2 separate regions of the Mus musculus genome follow, and region 2 is linked to region 1. The links are chromatin contacts, found by POLR2A ChIA-PET in ENCODE. All regions are on one chromosome and are shown on one strand. The core of a region is the stretch at or near the end of the contact, and the rest is flanking DNA. Distances in the headings are between cores, read along the strand shown.

Region 1 (2,707 bases), core at 95-2,594:
CACAGTGCCAGATGGTCAGTAGATGCCGGCAAGGGGCTCTTGGCCACTGGTGTATGACACGAGTGTGACACGCTTCTCTTTCAAATAAGGTACAGGTAGTTTTCATTCTAAATGGTGGCAGTGCCTGCCTTTGATACCAGCCTAGCACTCAAGGAGCTAGTCTACAGAGAGTGTTCCAGAACTGTCAGGGCTGCACAGAGAAATCCTGTCCCAGAAAACGAAAGGAAAAAAAGAAAAAAACAAAAAAAAAAACAATTTCTACCCACAGACACCCACTGTCAGTATTGAATGTTTCCAGTCAGTCTGGTTTCTATGCATTAGATGTAGCCCTTCCTTGATTCCTCCTCCCTCTCACCTTCCCCCCTCCCCTCTTCTCTCTCCTCCTCCTTCCCCTCCTCCCTCATTCTCTCCCCTTTCTTTTAAGTTCCTGTGAACAGCTGTTAGGGTCTGTGTACATAGCTGTGTGCCCTACCTTGTGCTGTTATTAACAATCGACAATCACCCTTCTTTTTTTTTTTTTTTTTTTTTTAAAGATTTATTTATTATATGTAAGTACACTGTAGCTGTCTTCAGACACTCCAGAAGAGGGCATCAGATCTTGTTACAGATGGTTGTGAGCCACCATGTGGTTGCGGGGATTTGAACTCCGTACCTTCGGAAGAGCAGTCGGGTGCTCTTACCCACTGAGCCATCTCACCAGCCCGACAATCACCCTTCTTAACAGCTGGATTTAGGAGGCTCACAGAGTGGCGTGTGTTTATAAATTATGAACATCCTTTAACAAAAACCACTTCGGAATCTGGAATTATTATTTGGAATGCTAATGGTTAACTCATTGACATTTTAACGCTGCTAATGAAGTTTATCTCAATGGGCTTTGGGGAAGCTGTCTGCTTCAATTCCCACAATTCAGAGAGGGTAGGAGGGGAATGTAAGGTGACCCTCCCCACCTCCTTTCCCTTCTTCCCCCACCCTCTCTCTTCCAGGGGTCCTTTCCATGCCACCAGAAGAGGGCGTGTACACAGGTCTAGTGTCATCCCTATTCCACTCTTCTGCCCACTGCTTTCTCACGTTCTCAATATGCTCAACCGCTGATTAGGCTGGAGTGGTTTTTCCGGCCTGTGAAATTACCTGCCATTAGTGGAAAGTGTCCCAGCCTTGTCTCTTGCCAGCTTGGGACTTCGGGCAATTTTCTTAGATTTCTCAACCTGTTTTGGTAAAATAAAGTATGGCTGCTAGGATTAAAGAGGGGGCGTCTAGATGGCAAGTTTTCCCCCAAGTCTTCCACGTCCCCAATCCAACGCGCCCCGCCTAGGCCCCCTGCTTTCCGCAGGGTTCCGGGAAGTGGTTCTGCCAGAGACTGCCTAGGAGCAGCTGTGGAGTCAGGTGACCCAACTCCCCACAGGGGTGACTAAAATACCAGCGATGCCGATTATTTGGACTTCCTGGGCAGGGCCTGCCACCGCTGTGACTGGTGGGACCTTGGAAGCAACAGTAATTAATATTTTGCCAGGTGTGATTCCAATGGCCCCGCCAAAGCAAGGGGTCCCACCCTGAGCAGGGAGCCCGTGGGAACTGCCTGAGCTGCATTCCCGGGCTGGTGATTGTGCCACATGCTCCTCCTGGGTTCCATGCAGGGGACGTCCCTAGCCTTGCCCCGGGGTTCAGATGCTGCAGGAAGGAGCATTCCACCCCCATCCTAGCACCCCCAGTCTCCAGGCAGGCACTCTCAAGGAGTCCCCTCCTAATCCACGTGGACTTGTCCCTGTAGCTCCTAGAGTAGAAGTCCTGGTGGCTATGGTTGAGAGGGCACGGGAGTTGTGGCGTGTTTATAAAAGGATAAAGCGATATAAGATATGTTCTATAGGGGTGTGGTGAGGTATGGGGAAGGGGATGTCTCAGCGGGCCCATGCGGAGTCAACTCTTCCCCCCGTGGGACCAGCCACACGGTATAGTACAGAATAGAGTTTATTTAGGGCGTGGGGAGGAGAGTTAAGAGGGTAGTGGAGGCAGAGAAAGGCAGGGGTGGGGGGCGTAGAGGAGAAAAACAGAGGTCGGCCATGAGCACGTGGAGAGAGAGGGGGGAAGGGAATGGGGAGAGAGGGGGGAGCATGAGAGCAAGGGAAAGAGGAGGGGGGCAGCGCCTTTTATAGTGGGTCGCCTACCCCCCGCTGTTGCCAGGTAACTGTGGGGAGGAGCATACCTGGCTGTTGCCAGATGACTGTGAGATGGAGTTTAGACAGAATGCTAACAAGTTGGGGTCGGAGTTGGGGTATCAGTCTTTCCCATACACACCTTCCAAATTCATAGGAGTCAGAAACTCAAAGGGCTCTGGGACCCTAATCTCCATCTTCCTCCTTTTATAGTGGGTACCACGGCTCCCGAAAGTGGATTGATTGTTCTACGTGGAATTATAAGAAAAACGACTAAATAAGGACAGTGAACTGGAAGCTGGGTTTTGGTTTTTTTTTGTTTGTTTGTTTTTTTCTAGACAGGGTTTCTCTATGTAGCCTTGGCTGTCCTGGAACTTGCTCTGTAGACCTGGGCTCGAACTCACAGAGATCTGTCTACCTCTGACTCAAAATGCTAGGATTAAAGCCATGTGACACCACCATCAAGCTGGCATTTATTATTATTATTGCTGTTGTTGTTATTGTTATTATTATTCATGAATGTTTTGCTGGCGTGTATGTGAGTGTGCTGTCAT
Region 2 (2,707 bases), core at 91-2,590, 43 kb after region 1:
AACTCCCAAAATGAAATTTTAAATTAAATTTCTTTCTTTCTTTTCTTTCTCTTTTAATACTTTTTCTTTTTTTTTTTTTTTTCCCTCAAACTTTGGGTGGAATTTGGCCAGAGTTTCAGATAAAGGATTCCCAGTAGGGCACAAGATTTGCCCTTCCTCGTAGACATGTTGAGGGTGAGAACTGCCTCAGGAAGCAGGAATGGTGACCAGGACCTTATTAGGTCGTCCAGGTTTGTTTGTTTATTTCCCAGTAGGCAATTTTAGAGTTGCCCAGAACTCTACTCCCTACACTGATTGTATACATTTAGCCGGGCAGTGATGGCATAAGCCTTTAATCCCAGCACTGGGGAGGCAGAGGCAGGCAGATCCTGAGTTTGAGGCCTGCCTGGTCTACAGAGCGAATTCTAGGAAAGCCAGGGCTAAAAAAAATCCTATACATTTAGGGACTGACCCTAGTACCTACCTATTTCTTTTCTTTCTCTCTCTTACTTTCTTTTCGAGACAGGGTTTCTCTGTGTAGCCCTGGCTGTCCTGGAACTCACTTTGTAGACCAGGCTGGCCTCGAACTCAGAAATCCGCCTGCCTCTGCCTCCCGAGTGCTGGGATTAAAGGCGTGCACCACCACCCCGGCTCCTTTTTTTTTTTTTTTTTCTTTTTTCTTTTTTTTTTAATTTACCTATTTCAAGAAATTTATTTGTGGCAATTGTACAGGTCTTTCTATAAGGAGTTTAAAGTCATCCTTAGCTACAAGGTGAAATCGGGGCTTGGAAAACTAAAGACAACCTCCCTAAATCAATCCCTTCAAATGTCCTAGCGTCCTCCAGTTCTCTCAGAGCCGTCAGGAGGCTCGGAACCAGCAGGAGGCGCTCTGAGCTAATAAAGAGAATAATGGAAGCGCGGAGGTTCTGAGCTCAGAACCCCAGGCAGTCACAATGAGACCTACATTCAAGTCGGGCGCTAGGCTGACAGGCCACGTCCTTTTTAAGCGGCCCGGCGACCACGTGACCTCCGGCGCGCTCGGCGATTGGCTCCGCTCGTCTCACTCCAGGCTTTGGCGCCGAGCAGGCCCCGCCCCTCACGGGCGCGACCATAGTCCGTGCGTCCGGAGGTAGTTCCTGCCGGCCTCTGGAGCGGGGCTCCTCCGAGTCGGACTCCCAAGTGATTCTCAGCAAAACAAGAGGATAAGAAAATCCTTTTCTCAGATCAGGTCCGTCTAAGAGGGCCGCGGGAGAGGGGCCTTTCCTACGCGACAGAGTGGAACCGGCCCAGACTCCCCCTGCGATCCGCATCGCTTCCATCGTGGTTCCGCCCGACGCGCGGGCCCCGCCTCCGCGGCCGCCGCCATTTTGTTTGGCCACAGGGGGAGCGAGCGGGAGCGAGCGGAGCGCTGTGAGGAGGGGGCTGTCTTGCTCGTCTTCCGAGCCTGCGGCCGCGCTGCTGCGGTGCTGAGGCGACGCCTTCCCCCTGCCGAGGGGCGCGGAGCCATGTACATCAAGCAGGTAAGGGCCGTGAGAGGCGGCGGGGTGTCCCGGAGCGCGCCGCGGGTGGGTTAGGGCCGGCCTGGGCTTGGGGGGGCGGGGAGGAGCGGGGCCCTGACGAGCCGAGCGCCGGGCTGCAGTCGGCGCTTTCCCCCGGGGCGCGGTGCGTGGAGCCGAGCGGAGCCGAGCGGGACCGGGCGCGGCGGGCTGCAGGCGGAGGCCCGGCTTCCTCGGGCGCCGCGGGCTGCTGCGAGCTGCTGGGAGGCCGCGTCGTTCTGCAGGCAGGCATGGCGGTGCATGGACCGCCTTCGCGAGGCCCCGGGCTGGGCTGCAGGCTCTCTCCGCCTTGCCTCAGGCTTTGCCCCAGCAGGGCGGACCCTCGCAGCAGGTCGCGTCGCGCCTGCTCACTCGGTTGTTTACTTCTGTCAAAATGCTCTTCCCGCGCGCGAGCGCCGAGCCCCCGGGACACGCGCTGGGCGACGTTTTTCTATTGGACGGGTCAGGCTCGGAGCGTTGCGATCCTATCTATCCCCTTTTCACTTAATTTTTATTATCTTATTTCTTTTTCTCAATGGACTCATTGGGGCTGGCCAGTGGTTTGACTGAAGGATGCCCTCTCACTGGGCTCGCAGGCTGGCAAGCTGCGACCAGCTCGCTCGCCCGCCCGCTCGCCTGCCTGCTGTCTGGACCTTTACTGTCGTGCAGAGCTCGGGGTCGAAGCCGCTGGGTTTGGAGAGCTTCTCCCAGAGCAGCCCTGCACCAGCAAGGGTTGCAGGCCATGTCGGAAGGGGTTTAGCGAATCTTTAACTTGCTTGCTCCCGATCGCAATGGTCTCCGCCGAGTGGACCGTTTCTGTCTTGCCTTGCGTGAGAAGCAAGAGACGGAGAAGGAAAGAATGTTGCCCTAGAAGTGCTTTCTGTGTTCTCAAGGGTTGTCTCTTCTTTAATAGGTGATCATCCAGGGCTTCCGAAGTTACCGAGACCAAACAATTGTAGATCCCTTCAGCTCCAAACATAATGTCATCGGTAAGTAAGTGTTCTTGGTTTACCATGTTAGACTTAGAATTGCTACCGATAGACGTGACAGGCCAGGGGAGACGGGAGTTGTCTTTGAATGTTAATATTCCTCCATGGGATTACCTGTTTCGTGTCTGCACCGATGAATTGCTTATTTTATAAAAATAAAATTTTTGTGTAACTCAGACGGATAAATCATTTTGGAGCCCAGTG

The links. ChIA-PET counts read pairs that join two places held with the same protein, here RNA polymerase II (POLR2A).
Region 2: POLR2A ChIA-PET joins it to region 1 with 11 read pairs in embryonic stem cell. The contact joins the promoter of Smc3 here to the enhancer-like site in region 1. POLR2A ChIA-PET finds 5 or more read pairs at or near these places in 4 of 5 experiments (Patski and embryonic stem cell).

What each region holds. Positions count from the first base shown.
Region 1 is chr19:53,556,032-53,558,738 of GRCm38, forward strand. No RefSeq gene overlaps it. Among named protein-coding and RNA genes, the nearest start is that of Dusp5, 28 kb to the left of the region's middle. Within about 2 kb of position 1,345, at least 1 of the 3 ENCODE cell types and tissues checked has a DNase peak (open chromatin) inside an H3K27ac peak, as active enhancers do.
Region 2 is chr19:53,599,056-53,601,762 of GRCm38, forward strand. It overlaps Smc3 (structural maintenance of chromosomes 3), which reads left to right and starts at 1,341. Exons shown (of 29, transcript NM_007790.3): 1 at 1,341-1,499; 2 at 2,428-2,503. The coding sequence starts at 1,485.